2 separate regions of the Homo sapiens genome follow, and region 1 is linked to region 2. Evidence: read pairs that join two places in POLR2A ChIA-PET (ENCODE). Cell type or tissue: MCF 10A. All regions are shown on one strand. Each heading gives the region's core, and the rest is flanking DNA. Links, peaks and the distances in the headings are about the cores only. Region 1 has its middle 69 kb from the start of ZFAND5. Region 2 has its middle 12 kb from the start of TMC1.

Evidence for each region. Peaks named below come from ENCODE experiments on the same cell type or tissue, not always from the same donor. Only the 100,000 strongest peaks of a DNase experiment are listed, where the experiment ranks them.
Region 1: POLR2A ChIA-PET joins it to region 2 with 6 read pairs; 6 of 35 experiments call an interaction of 5 or more read pairs at or near these places.

The regions. Positions count from the first base shown.
Region 1 is chr9:72,428,653-72,439,378 of GRCh38, forward strand. No RefSeq gene overlaps it. Among named protein-coding and RNA genes, the nearest start is that of ZFAND5, 69 kb to the left of the region's middle. In MCF 10A, for the core only: no CTCF peak of the experiment used is centred there; a DNase peak (open chromatin) is centred at 5,419.
Region 2 is chr9:72,504,600-72,515,325 of GRCh38, forward strand. No RefSeq gene overlaps it. Among named protein-coding and RNA genes, the nearest start is that of TMC1, 12 kb to the right of the region's middle. In MCF 10A, for the core only: no CTCF peak of the experiment used is centred there; no DNase peak of the experiment used is centred there.

The sequences.
Region 1 (10,726 bases), core at 2,399-7,398, 75 kb before region 2:
TGGGGAACTGAATCATTCTGAGTAGTGTATAAAATTAATTATCGTGGCAAGAGTGTTGCCAAGCTTGTGGATTCCCAGAGATTGAGGGTGGGGTGATTTTTGCCTTCCAGCCATACTCATATTTTTTCATAAATATGTTTAAAAAGTACCCACGAGCTGTTTTCGTTTTCACTCCTATCATGTCCTCAATGTGGGTCCCAAGGAAATTGACTTTACTGGGTCTTAATTTTCCTTAAAATAATGCACTTATTCATTTATTTTTTTGAGACACAGTCTCCCTCTGTCACCCAGGCTGGAGTGCTGTGGTACAATCTCAGCTCACTGCAACCTCTGCCTCCCCAGCTCAAGCTATCCTCCTGCCTCAGCCTCCTGAGTAGCACCACAGGTACACCACCACACCTGGCTAAATTTTTTGTATTTTTGGTAGAGACTGGGTTTCATCATGTTGCTCAGGCTAGTCTGGAACTCGTGAGCTCAAGTGATCCACCTGCCTTGGCCACCCAGAGTGCTGGGATTTCAGGCATGGACCACCGCATCTGCAGCTATTACTGCTGATAGATCTGACTCTCCACCAATGCTGCAGATGTGAAGCTGATACTAAAGAACGTTGAATTTAAAGTCTATTTACCCTTATTTCAAAAACATTCTTTTTGTGGTTCTTTGAAATAGCAATCTCTCTTAATGTATTTAAGCCTTTTCTTACAGAGAGAGAGGAATAGAAGAGAGAGAAAGAGAAACACTAGGGAGGAATGATCTGTCAATAATTACATATCATTTATTTATCTGTCAACAATAAACTTAAGAATTAAGAGCCATTGTCAACAAAATATTCTTTGAAAACAAAGTGAAATCATTTCTGAAAACATGAAAATTTAGCATGATTTATGATGCAAACTATTGACATTTGATTTATATCTAATAGCTGAAAAATACTTATCTTGTATACATACTTGCTGATAAAGGTTTAGAATTTTGGGATACTATGAAAAATCATGACACGGAAATAATATTTAGTGCTGCAGGAATAAGAGTAGAGAACTTCCAATATGAGCCTCCCTCTCTGTCAATGCTTTATCCACAAAGGATGTAATATGATGCCTTGGTTATGAGCCTGGATGCTGAGACAGCCTACTTGTTTTGTGTTCTACTTTTGCTCCTCTTACTACCTGTGTGACTTTGGTCAACTCACTTAACTCCCCTTGCCTTGGTAAAATAGGGTTCCTATTAATATTTACCCCATAGAATTATCCTGATGATTTAACAATGTATGCAGAATAGTGTTTGATATAAAGTAATTGCCCAATAAATGCTAATTATTATTATTATTTTTAAATTTTACTTTAAGTTCTGGGATACATGTGCAGAATGTGCAGGTTTGTTACATAGGTATACATGTGCCACGGTCCTTTGCTGCACCTATCAACCTGTCATCTAGGTTTTAAGCCCTGCATGCATTAGATATTTGTCCTAATGCTCTCCATGTTGATAAGTAAAAATTCCATTACATCCCTGGTCAATTTTTTTTTTTTCATCTTAAAGTTACAACTGGCTACTTTCTTTAAAGTTTAGAAGTACATTTTTTATTTTAAAAGTAATGAATGTGTATTATAAAAAACTAGAAAATTTAGAAAAGTATTAGAAAATAGAGAAAATCACCCATAATTTAATTATTCATGGTGAATTTTTTCCCATCATTTTTTTCTATTTTTTTAACCTCTTCTAGTTCTCTTTTATCTCAAGCAAGTTTTTTGTAGTATTACTGATTTTTTTTTCTCTCTCTGTGACAGGGTCTTGGTCTCTCGTCCAGGCTGGAGTGCAGTGGTACAATCTCAGCTTGCTGCAACCTCTGCCTTCTGGATTCAAGCAATTCTCGTGCCTCAGCCTCCCAAGTAGCTGGGATTACCAGTATGCGCCACCACGCCTGGCTAATTTTTGTATTTTTAGTAGAGACGGGGTCTTGCCATGTTGCCCAGACTGGTCTTGAACTCCTGAGCTCAAGTGATCTGCCCGCCTAGGCCTCCCAAAGTGCTGGGATTACAGGCGTGAGCCACCTTGTAGTACTATTTAATCTGTTGGCCTTTCTACAGAATCCCAGATATAATACGCTTCTATTTGTAATACCTGGCTTTGTTTCAGGGGTGCTATTTTTTCTACGCCCCATCTCCCTCTTCATCCTCAACCCTGAAATTTCTGATGCAGGCTGAGAACATTAGAGTCTGGAATAAATGAGTATCTTTAGGAGTGCCAGACATTGCTTCTAAGTGAAAAACATTTCCTTCCATATACATTTACTTGACTAGATCTTTGAAGAAGCCCAGTGGTAGTTATAATTCCCAGTCTTTTCTAGTAACCAGCAATAACTTTCAGATACTTTTTTCTCCTGTAACATTCTTCCTGTAAGTACTACGCACAGATCACTTAATGTGGCAGTAGATCATAACATTTTAATTTTTAAGCTCAGTGACAGAATTGTCAGGTGGTTAATGAACCGAAGTTTTGTGTCCATTTGGCCTGGGATTAAGCTCCAGTTTATCACACTTATCAGTGACGTGATCTTACAGAGGACATTTTATCTCTCCAAGACATAGTCTGGTTTTTAAAAAATGTAGATAATAATGGGATTCCATCAATCATGGTGCATGTTGTGAGGGTTAAGTGAGATGATGGTACAGAGGTTATGAGCACAGACTCTGGACCCAGTCTGCCTGGATTCAAGTCCCGCTGCTGCTGCTTAGTGGCAGTGTAATCTTGGGCAGGTTTCTAGACTTCCCTGAGTTTCTGATTGCTATGTTAAATGCGGATAATGACAGTTCCTATTTTGTAAAGTTGCTATGAGAATTAAGTAAGTTAATGCATGCAATACATGTAAAACACTCATAATAAGGACTAGCTCATGGTAAGTGCTCAGCTGATGGTAGTTGTTGTTGTTATTTTATTTTATTATTTTTATTGGCATTTATAAAGCCTGGCCCATAGTAAGTTCTTGGCAGATTGTTTGTTCTTATGACTTGTCTGGACTTGTCAATGTCCTCTGTCCTTTTTTTTTTTGATGGCTACCTTATTAGGATAGATAAATAGGGCCTTGCCTTAAAGTGAACACTGGAAACCTTTGAAATTTGCAAGTCGAGAAGAGTAGTTGTTATCAATAACTATTCACAAGATCAAATGGATTTTTTCTTTTCGCCACTTACTCTCCATCAGCTAGAAAAAGAAAGGGACACTCTTCCCATTGCCCATGCATATTTCTCCAGGAGAGGACAAGAGCCTGAACACCTGGACCCAAAAAGATACTTAACCTCTATTTCTACTTCAATAGAAATACAACATTTATTCTTATTTTTTTCTTTCTAAGAAAAAGAAGAGCTCAGAATTTTCAGCAATTCCAGTTTGAGAAATTTTTTTTCCTAAAGAAAATAGAAAATATTTGCTGCTTGAGTCTCCATCTTATGCATATAAGAAATTTGGTATAAAAATATATTGCTTGCTGAGGAACACATTTAACTCAGAACCCTGCATGCTGAAAAAACTGGGAGCATATGATGATAACAGAAGTAATCATTTTGGGGCAAGTAATTCTGGTGTTCTGTTTTTCATTTTTTTTGTTGTTGTTGTAGTAGATTTTTTATTTTTTATTTGTATTTTTTGAGACAGAGTCTCACTCTGTTGCCCAGGCTGGAGTGCAGTGGCACAGTTTTGGCTTACTGCAACCTCTGCCTCCTGGGTTCAGTTGATTCTCATGCCTCAGCCCCCTGAGTAGCTGGGACTACAGGTGTGTGCCATCACACCTGGCAATTTTTTAAAAATATTTTTAGTGGAGACAGGGTTTCCTTATGTTGGCCATGCTGGTCTCGAACTCCTGACCTCAGGTGATTCGCCAGCCTTGGCTTCCCAAAGTGTTGGGATTACAGGCGTGAGCCACCGCGCCTGGCCTTTTGCTGTAGATTTGATAAGATATTGGTATTTAACAGAAGGAACAGAAATATGGTAGATGATCATTGTTCCATGCCATTCATTTGTATCTATACTGGTACATCATGCACCACATACAAAAAAACTGTAACTACAGGTAGTTGATCTGAAGACCAGTTAGTACAGAGTAGGTCTTTTTCTCTGAAGTAATGACAGAAAGGATTTCATTGTATTTCATTTCAGAAATAGAATTTGTGATGGATTAGACAAGTGCTGGGCTGGAGCTTTTATTTTTAATAATTTTTATTCAATTTCTGCCATGTGCCAGCTGCTTTCACAAATGCCATTTTGCCACATAGTCTATGAAAAAAGAATTAGTTATGCAAATTAATAATATAAAAAGAAGTGTAGGGAACATATTAAGTCCCTACCGGGGGCATATTACTCCTATATGATTTAAAATAAATGCATATTTCCTTACATGTTATTAAGATTCAGAATTTAGTATTTCAGATTTGTCTACCTCCATGAGATTGGACTTTAACATGTGATCATTGGAGGTAATTTCTTATGGTAATATACATCTAGATAAATGTGTTCTAAGCACAGGTCAAGCCCCAGTTTTACCACATACTAACCAAGCCTCATTTTCCTATTTATAAGACTAGAATAATAATACCTACCATCAGGGTTATTTTCAGGATTATGGTACATAATATATGAAAAACCAACCTGTAAGGTGATATACAAGTATTAGGTATCATAAATAATCAAATATTTAAAATATTATCAGCTTGAACTAGCTGCTTGAATCAAATACTTTTTATCTACCCCGGACCTTAGTTACAGATTGAATGTGCACCAAGTGCATTTCACTGAGTATGGGGTTTCTCATTTACATTCAATATTTCTTTTTGGGCAAGACTATTAATAAGAAGATAATAACTGTGCATATAGATATTTAAGTTAATACTAACATAGGAAACTACACTTGGTAATAATACATAGTAAGAGAAAAAAGAAAGAATAAGATATTACAAGGACTTGTTCTAAATCTATTTTGGCTCAGTACTCCCACAGCTTAAAAATGTTATTTTTTCCCATTCTTTTTTTTTTTTGAGAAGGAGTTTTTGCTCTTGTTGCCCAGGCTGGAGTGCAATGGCGCGATCTTGGCTCACCGCAACCTCTGCCTCCCGGGTTGAAGCGATTGTCCTGCCTCAGCCTCCTGAGTAGCTGGGATTACAGGCATGCACCACCAGACCTGGCTAATTTAGTATTTTTAGTAGAGATGGGGTTTCTCCATGTTGGTCAGGCTGGCCTTGAACTTCTGACCTCAGGTGATCCGCCCACCTTGGCTTCCCAAAGTGCTGGGATTACAGGTGTGAGCCACAGCACCCAGCTGATTTTTTCCCATTCTTTTCTTCATAATTGGGAAACACCTTTCAGGCCATCCCTACACCAGGACGGCATAGCTAAACGAAGCACGGAGGGCTATGGAATTCTAGTTACATTCCACTGTGATAAATCAGACATCTGCTATGAGAGGCGGTGAAGCAGACTGGCTAAGCTCATGGAATCAGACTTTGCTTCACTAACCTTGGGCAAATTATCCTGTCCCAGACTCGAGTTATTCACCTGTAAAATGGAAATGATGTAGCACTTTCTTCTAAGAAGAAGGTAAGGATTACACGACAAGTAAAGCTACACTTTTCAAACTTTGATATGTACCCAAATCACCTGGGGAGCCCATTAAAATGCAGATTCTGATCCAGTAAGTGGGGAGGGGCCTGATAATTGACATGTCTACAAGCTGGCATGAAAAACCACCACTGCCACCACCAAAACCCAGTGGGCCTAATACCCCACTTTCCCTGTCTCAGATGTTGGAGAAGGAAGTCTTCTCTCCTGTGTAGGCTACAGGAGAAATCCATAGACGCTCAAGTGGCTTCCAGGCATATTACATGGTTTCCATTTTTTGAAATATTAAGATATATTTTTCTAATTTTTTTTTTCGAGACAGAGTCTTGCTCTGTCACCCAGGCTGGAGTGCAGTGGCACGATCTTGGCTCACTGAAAACTCCGCCTCCTGGGTTCAAGCGATTCTTGTGCATCAGCCAACTGAGTAGCTGGGATCACAGGCGTGCACCACCACGCCTGGCTAATTTTTGTATTTTTAGTAGAGACAGGGTTTTATCATGTTGGCCAGGCTGGTCTTGAACTCCTGACCTCAAGTGATCTGCCTACCTCGGCCTCCCAAAATGCTGGGATTACAGGCATGAGCCACTGTGCCTGGCCTGATATTTTTCTAACTATATCTGTGAAGAAGAAGAAAGCAATCCAGAGTGGTATAAAAAATAATGTAAATATCACCTTCCCAATTTTGTTGCCCAGAGGCAGCAATAACTGAAATATATATATGTATATATCTATTCAGTTTATAGCTTTCTATTGCTATATAAGAAATTATCAAAAGTCTACCAACTCAATTGGGTCCCCTGCTTAGAGTCTCACAAGGCTGAAATCAAGGTGTTAGCCAGGCTCTCATTTGGAGGCTCTGGGAAAAAATCCACCTCCTGCCTCTTTGAGGTTGTTAATTATTTTGTGGTTATAGGATGAATGTTCTTGTTGGCTGGGGGTTGTTGTCAGCTCTTCGAGATCAGATCCTTTCCATGTGGTCCCTTCCATCGCTCCATTTTGAAGTCAGTAAGGTACACTGAGTCCTTTTTGCACTTTGAATTTCTGATGTTCCCTTTTGCTATGAGGTCTGCTACTAAGGGCTCATGGGTTTAGGTCAAGCTCACCTGATAATCTCCCTTGTGATGAACTCAAAGTCAACTGGTTAGCAATCTTGATTACATTGTAAAATCCATTTTCTAGTAATGTAACATAATTACAAGTATAACAGAGAACAGAGATCATGGGGACATCTTAGAATTCTGCCTTCCACATTTAAAATATGAAATTATGCAACACTTTTTCTTCTGAAAGCTTTTCGTCTCTTCCATGCTGTGCAGATGTTTCTCATTAAATATACATAAAACCTTTTTAATTGCCTTTTTAGTGCTGAATAATATTCTTTTGTAAAGGTCTATCATAATTTAACAATCTCTCTACTGATGTCTGTTTAAATTGCTTCCATTTTTAAATTATGAACGTTGCTGTCATATCAAGACTGCTGCTCTACCTTGACTAATTATCTCTTTAAGATAAATGCTAGTTGAGGAATTGCTGATCAAAGGGTGTACACATTTAAAATATTGGTATATATTTCCAATCTGCCCCCTGGAAAAGTTGCATCAACTTACATTCCTGTTAACAGTTTCTTAACACTTTGGGAGGCTGAGGCAAGTGGATCACCTGAGGTCAGGAGTTCGAGACCAGCCTGGCCAATATGGTGAAACCCCGTCTCTACTATCAATACAAAAATATTAGCCAGGTGTGTTGGTGGGCACCTGTAGTCCCAGCTACTCTGGAAGCTGAGGCAGGAGAATTACTTGAACCCGGGAGGTGGAGGTTGCAGTGAGCCGAGATCGCACCATTGCACTCCAGCCTGGGCAACAGGAGTGAAACTCCATCTCAAAAAAAAAACAAAACATCAAAAAAACAGTTTATTAAGATTGCTTGTTTCCCTACATACACTCTTGCCAACACTGGATTCTCACAATTCTTTTAATGTTCACTAACATAGAGATGAGGCATATCCTATTCTCTACTTACTATTTCTTGATTATTTGTGGGATTGAACATCTTTCCCTGCTTTTATTATCCACATATGTTGCTTCATTTGAGAACTGTCAGTCATTTTCTTTGTCAGGGTTCTTAGTTATAAGCAACAAAAACCAACTATAGTTAACCTAGGTAGAAACAGATTTTGCTGGAAGGATATGGGAGAGCTTAGAGAATCGATGAGAAGGTTGGAGAACCAGGCTTGGTAAAGGAGGGCTAGGCACTGGGAAATGCAATACATCTAATACCACAAGAGAGGACAGTTAATATGTTGTCATTGGTATCCTGTCTACAACCTACCACTGCTGTCTTGGAACACTCAACACTACTGTGAATAAGTTCTCACTTGCTCCCGTCTTTTCACCATTCCTCAAGACTCAGAGTCCCAGGTGGAGGCACTTGACTGACTGAGTCTATGTCAGATGTCTGAACGGGATAGTCAATGGATGAGTGGGGGATTCTCTGGCCCCTTTGGCTTCTATAGTAGAAAATGGGGGCTTACTTTCTACCAATACTTGCCTGCATTAGACGGCCATTCAGATGCTGGGTAGCCCACCCTCAAAAAGACAAATATCATTTCTTCATTTTTTCTATTGCAATTTTTTTTCTTATTTATTAGATATTTTTAATATTGGGGGTATTAATAGTCTGCAACATGTGTTGCATATATCTTTCCTTTTATTTTTTCTTTTTCAATCTTATTTATATACTGGATATTTTTGTGGCAAAGAAGCCTTTTAAGAAAAGTGACCCCAACCAGTTCTTTCCTACAGAATCCAGTAATCCACATGGCATTGTTTCTTAATCAAACAAACCCTGCTGTCCTAGCCACAGTAGATTAACCAAGGAGTCTGTTTATGGAGAAAGGTGGTTTGTTACACCAAGATTCTTTGCTTTTGCTTTTCTTTGTTTTCTACATAACAAGATTACAGCATACTGAATGATACAGAATTCACCCAAGTTCCTTCTTCTGGAAGTTAAAGACGTTAGTCAAACAGAAGAATATGGGTCATTCAAGCTTGGATTGCAGTCTTGAGTGTTGAGTTATTCCTCTGAAGCTCCTAGAAGCCTGCAGCCCAACACTGGAACACCTAGGACCTAGAGGAGGAGTGTGGCTAATGATGAATTTCTTATTTGAGCCCACATTCTTTTTTCTTTTTTTTTGAGATGGAATCTTGCTCTGTTGCCCGGGCTGGAATGCAATGGCACGATCTCGGCTTACTGCAACCTCCGCCTCCGGGATCAAGCAATTCTCCTGCCTCAGCCTCCCAAGTAGCTGGGATTACAGGCGTGAGCCACCACACCTGGCTAGTTTTTGTATTTTTAGTCGAGACAGGATTTTGCCATGTTGGCCAGAATGGTATCGAACTCTTGACCTCCAGAGATCAGCCTGCCCTGGCCTCCCAAAGTGCTGGGATTACAGGTGTAAGCCACGGTGACAGGCCTAAAACTAACATTTTATTTTTTAATTTAATTTTATTTTTTTGGAGATAGAGTCTTGCTCTGTCACCCAGGCTGGAGTGCAGTGGCATGACCTCGGCTCACTGCAACCTCCGCTTCCTGGGTTCAAGTGATTTTCATGCCTCAGCCTCTGAGTAGCTGGGACTACATGTGCCACCATGTCTGGCTAAGTTTTTGTATTTTCAGTAGAGATGGGGTTTTACTATGTTGGCCAGGCTGGACTCAAACTCTTGAGGTCAGGCAATCCACCCACCTTGACCTCCCAAAGTGCTGGGATTAGAGGTGAGAGCCACTGCACCCAGCAGATAACTTTTTTTTTTTTTGAGACGGAGTCTTACTCTGTTGCCCATGCTGGAGTGCAATGGCAAGATATCCTGAGCCGATATTCTTATGTAACTTTGTAATAAGCCTTCATAATATAAGTGATTTGTGAGTGTGGCTTTTCCCCCCTAGTATAGTTAAGAGCTTTTATCATTATAAACCTCTTACTGCTTAAACAATTTAAAAGAAATGGTGATGTAACATGGGTAATTCTTTCAAGTGTTTGCTCTTACAGATATTCCTTGATAGCCAGTTTTAGAATTTGTTAGACATTGCGTTTGTCAAAAAAAGTTCTTCCTCAATGCTTACCCTAGCATGCTCTGGCTTAACTAGTTCCCTCTTGAACCAAGGAATACTATGTTTTGCTAGAGTGACCCACAGTCCTTCTTCTTCACCAGACTCCCTTAGATGGGGTTAAAGTTCTTCCTTTTCCAGAAAGACTCAGTATGAGTATTTGCAAAGCTCTGAAGAGATGTAGTTGAACCTCATATATGCCTTAGATCAAGAAGTGAGTATGGTGCCAAAAGAAATTAATTTCCATATAAAGCCAGGAAGAAAGGTTGGGCTCATAAAGATAACCAGAACATGTTTCCAAAAGACTCAGTGGGCAAAGAAACCCATATTTACAAATCAATACTTTCCAAAGCTCATAGAGAAAAATAAATAATGTTTTCAGGGTAACATGGTTTTCTAAATGTACTACTTTCAATTAAGGCCTGTAAGTAGTCCCCAATGGTGCTTCACGAAATTCCTTTGTGTGTTCTCACCAGGTTTATTCTAAACTCCTAGTGCACAGTAACCTTTTTTTCTCTAGTTTTGTCAAGAGATACACATGGGTAGAAAATTCCCTCTTTGATATTTTTTCTACATTGGAAAGATCCACTTCTCAATAGTGGGTGAACAATTTGACCAGACCATTTTCCCACCAGTGAGTTGATCTCTAAGATACTAAGCTACAATTCCCTGTTGGGCACTCTATTGAAAAAATATGCAGAAAAGAGCCATCCATGTGTACCAAATAGACAAATTGAAAGTACATGTCCTCATCTAGGCTAAAATTTGATTGGCCTTTTTAGCAGATTGTTAGTGAAGATAGAGGCTCTTGGAGGTGGCAAGTGTGAATGTAAGTGTATGTACCTGTGCATGTGTGTAACATTTTTCATGCTATGCATTAATTTTGACTAATGATTTCTCGGAGTTGCTATAATCCCTTTCTCCCACTCACGGAAAATAACTGGACTCTGTTCATTTGACTATTTACTCTCAGAAAATGAGTCAGGGAGGGGTAGAGAAGTAACTCAGAAGGAAT
Region 2 (10,726 bases), core at 1,951-6,950:
CATCAGCTGGGATCTGATGTCCCGAGGTGGCCTTGTGGGGCCTGTGAGCAGGAGTGGGGTAAGGGTGAGATGGGAGAAGCTGGGCAGCACTCTTTTGTCCTGTGCTCCTAGTGTGTGAGTGATCAAGGAAGAAATGGAGTAGCCTGAATCATGTGGGTATGGGCTAATCCATGACTGGAGCATAAAGCTGAAGAGGGAACCCAAGATTTGATGTAGCACCCCAAAAGCTCAACAGGGCTATATGTACCTGTGAGGAAATCAGAGGGGGACAAGAGCTCCATGTTTTGCATACAGAAAAAAAACAAAGGGGTGGAGAAGCAGACCTTCGACTGACGAAGAGCTGTGTACCCAAAAAGTCCCCTCTCACCTCCTGTTGCCACAGCACCTCCTTGCCAGCACCTTTGCAAACCCTCTCTGGACATGTTTTAAAGTGATATTGAATAAACTGGCGTTATTGAGTTGATGTATGTTTAATCAAATAGCTTAACATCAATAAACTTGGTTCTATTCCCAGGGTACCTATTGAATGAAAAATACCTAGCATTTGTCTTGCTGGTGTGTTTTGTTTTTGCTTCTGTAGTGATTTTGGGTTTTGAGATGTGGGCACTCTCCTTTGATGCTGCATATGGTCAGAAATCAATCCTGCTTCTGGCTTTATCAGTGAATCTGTTAGAAGCCTTTTCTAAGCCCTGTGCCCCAAACCTACCAACTTGCCTTTTCACTGGGTCCCCATAACACTCTGCTTATCCTCATCATAATCTGAATATATTATATTAAAGTCATTTGTTTATTTATTCATTTCCTACTCTGGACTGAGTTCTTTGAAAGTAGAAATGATGTTACTGTATCCTCTAGTTTCAAGCACAGGGTATGGCAGTAATTAGTGCTTCATAAATGTTTGTTGACTATAAATTGGGTCTAAGTATAAATGGGGAAATCTTAAAAATCTAGGAATTTTGTTTAGTTATGAGTGATCAAAATTTCTCATATCAGGAATCTCTCTAGCCCAGGAAGTAACATCAGACGACATTGATATTTTTATGAGTTTGAACCCAAAGAGACTGAACTTCTCATAAAGTATGTCAACATTTGCAGAGTACTGCCAGCTCTTTCTTTCAAGACATTGGTATACCTGAAATCTGTAGGAAATTAATACATTCTGAGGGAATTGTCCCCCTGACGTATCCCCTAAAAGTATAGGTTAATGAATGTAAAGGGTATTTTTACTTTATTCACCTCCCTTCCTGTATCATACAGCTGTATATTTCTTTTTCTTTTATTTGTTTTGAGACAGGGTCTGGCTCTTGCCCAGGCTGGAGTGCAGTGGCACGATCTTGGTTCGGTGCAACCTCCATGTCTTATGTTCAAGCGATCCTCTCACCTCAGCCTCCTGAGTAGCTGGGACTACAGGTGCATGCCATCACGGCCAGCTAATTTTTGTGTGTGTGTGTGTTTTTTTTTTTTTGTAGAGAGGGGGTTTCGCCATGCTGCTTGCTGGTTTCAAACTCCTGAGCTCAAGCGATCCACCTGCCTTGGCCTTCCAAAGTGCTGGGATTGCAGGCATGTGCCTGGCCTTAAATTTCTTGATATATGTTTATTTATAATTGTAATGATCCCCCCCATTATTATATGAAGAGTGTTCTGATGACATATTAGTTTGCTAGGGTTGTCATAACAAAGTACTATAAATGAGGTGGCTTAAACAACAGAAATTTATTATCCTCACAGTTCCGGAGGCTATAAATTCAAAATCAAGGTATTGGAGGGTTGGTTTGTTCTGAGGACTGTGATGAAAAATCTGTCACAGGCCTCTTTTTTTGGCTTGTAGATGGTTATTTCTCCCTATGATTCTTCACATTGTCTTACCTCTCTCTGTGTGTGTCTTTGAGCCCAAACTTCCCCCTTTTATAAGGATACTAGTGATACTGGATTAGGGCCCACCCTAGTGACCTCACTTTAACTTGATTACCTCTGTAAAGACTCTGTCATCAAATAAGGTCATGTTCTGAATTACTAGGGGTTAGAACTTCAGTATATGAATTTTGAGGGGGCACAATTCAACCCATACTCAGTTTAACCATAACTTACTATACGTTAAGGTAGAATCATGATGAAACTAGAGGGGAAATTGATGTCTCGCAGGAGATCCTGTACTTGGAAAAAAAAGTGCATGAAGTAATAGCAATTTAGATGATCTGCTTTTGAGGAAGTGATGAGTGAGCATTCAGCAAAGGAGTTCCATTGTGTTATATGGGGGCATTTTAGAAAAAGGTACATGCATGTAAAAAACCTGTAAGGGTAGCACAAGGGGATGGGTGATCCTAGCTATGTGAAGAGGTATGGCCACCCAGGAGCCTTCAGTCCAGTCCCAGGCATAGTCCTCACTCTCATTTCGGACTCCACCCATTCCTCAACCTCATATCATTTGATTGACGCTGCATAATTTCCTCAATCCCAAACTTAAGGTGTGAACCTGTGGCCAATGCTAAGCCAGTTGTGTTCTCTTTCTCTGAACATCAAGTGAAGTGACTTGTGGAAAAAACAGCGACATTCAATGGTCGATGGTCATTTATTTATTCCAGTTGCAGCAGACTGAAAAGGTCAAGTAAACCGGTGGCCTGGGATTCTGCCTTGTTTTAGTTCTGAGTTTGGTTCTCTAGGCTACCTGTAGATTCTGTGTACTATCTGACATCTTCATAACAAACTCCACCCCCACATCTTTTTTTTTTTTCTTTAGATGGAGTTTAGTTCTTGTTGCCTAGACTGGAGTGCAATGGTGCTTTCTCGGCTCACTGCAGCCTCTGCCTCCCTGGTTCAAGCGATTCTCCTGCCTCAGCCTCCTGAGTAGCTGGGATTACAGACACGTACCACCACGCTTAGCTAATTTTTGTATTTTTAGTAGAGATGGGGTTTTGCCATATTGGCCAGGATGGTCTTGAACTCCTGACCTTAGGTGATCCACCCACCTCGGCCTCCCAAAGTGTTGGGATTACAGGCGTGAACCACCGCGCCCGGCCACCAAAACCCCTTTTGCTTAGCCAGGGTTGATTCGTGATGCTTTGGGTGGAAAAAATCTTAATTGCTATAGTGTTTTCTGAGGGATAATACTTGTTCTCTTTCATATTTACAGATGTTGTCTATACATGTTTATGAGCCTTGAGATGAAAATGAACAGTACAAATAGATTCCCCAAATAGGCCCTTTTAAGATTTCTTTTGGAAAGTGTGTGTGTGTGTATATATATGTGTGTGTGTGTGTGTGTGTGTGTATGTGTGTATATATATGTGTGTATATATGTGTGTATATATATGTATGTATATACACACACATGCACACATGCATACGTATGTATATATGTATGCAGACATGTGCTGTATACGTAAGATATATTATGTAATATATAAATATATGTTAAATATTTTTATATGTAATATATTATAAATATTTAAATATATAATATAGTCTTTTTCCTTTTTTAATCTTAACTTAAAGCAAACCTATTTGGCCGAGAACTGTTTTGTAGAAAAATAATGAAAAATGTTTTTCTACAAATTGTTTTGCAGAAAAATAATGAAGAAAAATTTGCCATTCTAGCAAATAGCACAGAAAAACACACATGCCTATTTCTAGTTTTCTCCATCCTTTCACACACACACACACAGACACACACAGACAAACACACACACAGAGGTTCATTATCAAGTTATAGTGATCGATAAGTTAAAGACTCAGTTTAATGCTTTGGTTAGAAATAGGATTGCAAACATAACCTTTATTATGTGAATCTACCAAAGAATAATTGTGTCTAGGTGCAAAATAGGATCAACAATGGAGTTTTGTTCAGGGTCCTGTCGAGATCCATAGTGACTAGTCAGCTTAAGTTAGAAACTATGGTGCCTTACAGGTATCTGTCAAGTGCTTAACAACAAATCAAACAGGTACAGAATATTTATTATGCTCAAGGCACTGAGGTTATCTGCAATGATATAAGGGCAAATAAGAACTGGGCTTAGGCGTTAAGGAGTTCATGAAATGCAAAAACATATGAAATCTGAAAATATTTGTGGAATTACCAACATATTTTTATTGACGCTGAAGCACTAGTACCATCAATAAAGTTAAGAGTTTTTACCTTGACTCAGACTGACAGGTCTGAAGCATAGAATCCAAGAACAATTTCTTGGGCTACTAACTTTTCCTGCTCTGAATATTAATTGATATTTGAATTTTAGTTGTGAGATATGTATGATATTTTATGTAAAGGCTTATGTGCAATCTTTATGAAGATCAAAATGGGTACTTCTATCCAGGGCAATAGGCAACCTATCTAGAGAATTCTCTAAATTCTCTCTTCTATTTTGCTTATTGTTTTCCTACTTATGTTTCATGAGAGAAACATAAATGCTGAATATGTTGAAAACATGCTAGATGGAAAGTCACATAACAACTAGTTGGAAAGAGGCAAAGTAGTATAGTCAAAGTAGGCAAACCAGCCCTTCCACTTACTAGCTGATTTTGGGCCATCATCGGGCCCTATGAGGCACAATTTTCTCCATTGTGTAACAGAAATATTAGCAATTCCTTCTTTATCTTTCTCATTGTGCTGTGCAAGTCTCAAATAAGAAAATATTGTAATGTCTGAAGTACTACACAAATGTGAGTCACTACAGTTAAATGATGTCACAGGTTAGATTAATTATACTGGAAGATTTTCAAAGCTATTACTGTTACTCTGTAAAAGTCTGAGTAGAAAAAGACAGCACTCACATATTTTTATCTTTCAGATGAGTGTGGGAGGGAGGTGGGACAGAGGAGCTAGAGGAGAGTCCAAGCTGAATATATGAAATTTATAACACAATAAAATGCAGCGAACTGAAGGACTTGGAACAAACTGACTGCATTTTCTTTATCCTCTTCATGATCTGCTTGCAATAGATTTTCTAAAATTATCCCCAAAGCAAGAAAAGGCACTGAATGATCCAGGTGGATTTGAAAAATAAGCTCTAAAAAAATAAGAAATGCATTAATGGCTTTTCCCTGGGAAGGAAATTAAATAAAACAATCAAAGTATATCTTCCACTGCCTAAAATAAAGAGAATTCAACCATTTTATAATTGTGACCTTCATTGTAATCTTAGCTGATAAGTAGGTTTGGAGAGAAACTAAACTAAAAGGTATTGCTCTCCTTCCATTCCTCTGACAGGAACAGAAAGTCTGAGTCATAAAATAGAGGCCTTAGCCACTAGTTAGATTTTCGGATTTGTCATTTCTGTGGAGCCATTTTAAGAACTGATATATATTTAAAACCCTAGACATTTAATGTCTGATGTTTTTGAGGAATATGTGTGTGTGTACCTTTGTGGATTCTTACATGAGTTGAATCTGTGTTTTTGGTGGTTCATACTCTTCAAACACTTCAATCTGAAGCAAATTCACCCCCTGTAACATATCCTGGCCTCACTAAGAAAGGCAAAATCACTGGATAAATTATTTTTGTTTTTCTGTGTCCTGTCTCAGTGCTCAAGTTTTCTACTTAATTAGTCAGCGGCTGGATTTTATTTATCTGGCAAGGAAAAGTCAAACATCAAACATTTAATTAAAAGTTTATCTAAGCAGATACTTATACTTTGAATTCAAATGTACATGTGGCCCTTTTGCAAACTATGGCCATCTGAGTACTTGACCTTAAGTGTGAAATACTTAAGCTTTCCTATGCATAACCACAAATTTATACATACCTGCAGAGTCAGAGAGATGCTTTTAATACATAGAAAGTCAACCAATAAAGCTGCCTATTTATCTCTGTTTTTGCTATTGTCCCTCCCTTTTTTTAGTAAAAAAATTTTCTTCATCAAAATGTTTGAGTAGGTTTTTTAAAAAAAAAAAAAAAAGCAGAGTTGCCAATTACCAATTATCTTTCCTCAGAGCATTAAAAAGCTAACACTGGTAAATAGATGCTCTCTACCTTCTATTTAGAACTTCATAAATTCTTCCCTGATAATAATGCAACTATTTGTTTAGTATAAATGATCCAATTAGCCTGTAGAAAAGGAAAAAAACAAGATAACTATAAATAACAGATTATTTGGAACTATATAAACAGTAGGTCCTGATGTACAAACTTAGGGTATAAATATGTTCATATATTTTTAAAAAATTATTTGAATTGACCATTCTAGCCCCCATAAGACTTACTAGCAAGAATCTAGTATTTCTTGTTGTGATTCCACTCCTCCAAATAGTGTAAAAATCCCAGTTCAAAGATGGTGATGGTGATGGTGGTGTTAGGTCTGAGCTGTTGCTTCTTGCTACTTGATATCATAAATGAAGATTGGTTCCATGCAGTCTACACTGCTACTAGAATGGGCTGGTTGGCCTGGGTCCTTGACCAGGCCTTGGGTTGGGTCCCAGGGGAACAACACATTTTAGTTTACACTTTTATTTTTTTATTTATATTTATTTATTTACTTATTTATTTGAGACAGAGTTTCACTCTGTTGCCCAGGCTGGAGTGCAGTGGTGGGATCCAGCTTACTGCAACCTCTGCCCGTCCTTGGTTTTGAGTGATTCTCATGCCTCAGCCTCCTGAGTAACTGGGACCACAGGTGCGTGCCACCACACCTGGCTAATTTGTGAATTTTTAGTAGAGATGAGATTTCGCCATGTTGGCCAGGTTGGTCTCAAACTCCTGACCTTAGGTGATCTGCCCGCCTCAGCCTCCCAAAGTGTTGGGATTACAGGCTTGAGCCACCATGCCAGGCTTAGTTTACACTTTTGTGCTATCAAGTCCACCTACTATGCTAAGGTGCCTAGGGTGGGGGAGCTTCCAGCATTAGTCACCTGCTCAAACAAGCCCTCTCTCAAACATTTAAACCCAGGTGGTAGCCCTGCATCACCTGTCCTCAAAGACACTGCCAATTTTGTACTTTAGTTTCCATGATTATAATTTTTCATTTTGAATATTGTCCGGAGTTCAGGGACTGGGATCTTTAGGCAGATTGGCCCACCTCCATCCCAAGAAAAACCTCTGCTTATCAGGATATGGGCAGATTTACTCAGCTCCTGGAAAAAAACCAAAGGCCTATGCTCTTTTCTCAGGACAATGGGTGAATACTTGCTCTACCTTGTTCCTTAACTTAAACAAACAAACAAACAAACAAAACCCTCAACTGGCTCTACCCTCAACAACTGTAATATTTGGAAGCATTTAGAGCAGAAAGATAAATACACATGTACTTTGAGCAAATGGCCTTCTGTTGCTCTTGTGTGTCATTTTGATCTGACCTATAATGTCAAAGTGTAACCACACAAAATAAATGGTTTAGTAAATTCAATCACTGTGGATACCCAAACTGTATAATGAATAATATTTCAGATACATTTGCTAGAAAATTGCTTTAGTGCTTTTTTCCATTTGGTCATCTGAAATATCTGACCTTTATCCCAATACTTTGTCCAAAGAGGAGCTATTGTAACATTGGAAGACTGGAGAATTCAAAGTGGAGGGATTAAAAAACCTCTTTCTGGCTGGGTGCGGTGGCTCACGCCTGTAATTCCAGCATTCTGGGAGGCCAAGGTGGACATATCACTTGAGGCCAGGAGTTTGAGACCAGCCTGGCCATCAGGGAAAAACCCCATCTCTACTAAAAATACCAGGAAAAAAAAAAAAAAAAGCCAGGCCTGTAATCCCAGCTACTCGGGAGGCTGAGACATGAAAATTGCTTGAACCCACAAGGCAGAGGCTGCAGTGAGCCGAGATCATGCCATTGCCCTCCTGGGCGACAGAGCAAGACACTGTCTCAAAAACAAAAACAAAAACAAAGCAAAACCCAAAAACAAACAAACAAACAAACAAATAAATAAAATTTCTTTCTAATTTGGTAACTGCATATATACTCTACTGTTTTCACTCTATTGACATAAAAATTCAGCAGGCTATGTTTATCTTCAATGAAATCTCATTGACATAACCAGGATTAAAATTAGCTCTTGAATTTAAAACCTCAGTTTATAGAGTAGGTTACATCACAGTTAATATTTACATGTGGCACAGTGGCAGAAGGAAAACTGCTCAAACCAAAGCCGTCCATCAAAAGAAGAAGGTTCCTGTAACAACTATATCAATAAAATTTGCCAATGTTAAGAGAAAAGGAGAATTATGTTTCACTAGACAGAGAAAACCAAACGCATACGGTTTCATGACTTTCTTGTCATTTAATTTTACAATGAATGTCTAATTCAAATTCTGGCCTTTTTAATGGGAATGCTCTTTAGCAAAGCTACAAATGCTAATAATTAACATATTTCTTACAGTGGCAATTACTGTTGTGAAGGGATTCACCTCTGATTCATGGCTGAATTTTGGATAGTTTGGTGGCCTAGAGTTAGATGATACTCCACTTCCCTAGGAGTCTATCTTTGTAATTACTGATCTTAAGAAGATATTTATGCAGCCAACAAACACATGAAAAAATGCTCATCATCACTGGCCATCAGAGAAATGCAAATCAAAACCACAATGAGATACCATCTCACACCAGTTAGAATGGCGATCATTAAAAAGTCAGGAAACAACAGGTGCTGGAGAGGATGTGGAGAAATAGGAACACTTTTACACTGTTGGGACTGTAAACTAGTTCAACCATTGTGGAAGTCAGTGTGGCGATTCCTCAGGGATCTAGAACTAGAGATACCATTTGACCCAGCCATCCCATTACTGGGTATATACCCAAAGGACTATAAATCATGCTGCTATAAAGACACATGCACACGTATGTTTATTGCAGCACTATTCACAATAGCAAAGACTTGGAACCAACCAAAATGTCCAACAACGATAGACTGGATTAAGAAAATGTGGCACATATACACCATGGAATACTATGCAGCTGTAAAAAATGATGAGTTCATGTCCTTTGTAGGACATGGATGAAACTGGAAACCATCATTCTCAGCAAACTATCTCAAGGACAAAAAACCAAACACCGCATATTCTCACTCATAGGTGGGAATTGAATAATGAGAACACATGGACACAGCAAGGGGAACATCACACTCCGGGGACTGTTGTGGGGTGTGGGGAGGGGGGGAGGGATAGCATTAGGAGATATACCTAATACTAAATGACGAGTTAATGGGTGCAGCACACCAACATGGCACATGTATACATATGTAACAAACCTGCACATTGTGCACATGTACCCGAAAACTTAAAGTATAATAATAATAAAATTTAAAAAAAAGAGGATATTGAGAAACTTCCTGAAAGAAAAAGTGAACAACTTAAGGATAGTTCACAACTGGGGTTCAGATGTACACAGGTTTGTCTGGTGGATTTGGGGCTGGGGTGTATATGTTTTGGAGGTGGGAGCACAAGCTGACCGATTTTATTAAGTCTTAGAGGGAGTACCTGATAAGAGAATTCACCACGAGGACAATGTGCTGCTGGACAAGTCAGACTCCAGTACAGGCCAAAGGACAGAGGGTCTGTGAAAGTGAGAGAAATATTAAAGTGTGGCAGCTAATACTTGAAATTAACCCTGATAAATTCACCCTGTATGTCACTCTAAGAAGAGAGAAAAAAAAATGTGTTTTTCACTGTCTTTGTAACCCTACGTCCCAGGCCCCTGATTTTTTTTTTTTTTTTTTTTGCATTCTTCTCACTGCTGTCCACCATTTCTGAGAACCCCCAAGGAGAGCATAACACACCGAGCAGATTCTTTCACTTGTCTCTCTTTGTGAACATTATTGACTGGAAACAATCTTGGGAGGGCAAAAACAAAACAAAACAAAAACAAAATAAAAGACAAAAGCGAGGTAGGTGCAGTGTCTGCACAGTTCTGGCACTGTTAACAGCAGCACCAATGTAGGTGTCGGTGTGTGATGACCACGAATGATTTGTAAGACATTCCTTAGTGATTCTGCCACACTGGGCAACTCAGGGAAGAAAGAACAGTCTGAAAGGATCTGGAATCCTTCAAGAGCAAGTCCAAATTTATTTATTTTTTATTATTTTTTTAAGATGGGGTCTCGCTTTGTGGCCCAGGCTGAAGCACAGTGGCACAGTCTCGGCTCACTGCAACCTCTGCCTCCCAGGTTCAAGCAATTCTCTTGCCTCAGCCTCCCAAGTAGCTGGGACCACAGGTGTGTGCTGCCATGCCTGGCTAATTTTTTTTGTATTTTTAATAGAGATGGGGTTTCAGCATCTCTCAAACTCCTGAACTCAGGTGATCTGCCTGCCTCGGCCTCCCAAAGTGCTGGGATTATAGGTGTGAGACACTGTGCCCATCCACAAGTCCAAATTTAACTGAAAATTTGACATTATTTGTATCCACAAACTAATGAAGGTAATAGACATTTGGGTGAATATTCATTATCATTTTACTGGTAGTTTTGTGATAACCTTTGTGGGACAGATCTTGATTCATGACTGAAACATAACTTTAGCTCACTCCTCCATTCCAAATTATGTAATAATAGTTGTACTCAAACATACACGCATACACGTATTTAATAATTTTAAAATTTTGGACAACTTTACTTCTTAAGAAGTGAGCTGGCCAGGTGCGATGGCTCACACCTGTGATCCCAGCACTTTGGGAGGCTAAGGTGGATGGATCATTTGAGGTCAGGAGTTTGAGACGAGCGTGGCCAACATGGTGAAACCTCGTCTCTACTAAAAATACAAAAATTAGCTGGGCATGGTGGCAGGCACCTGTAATCCCAG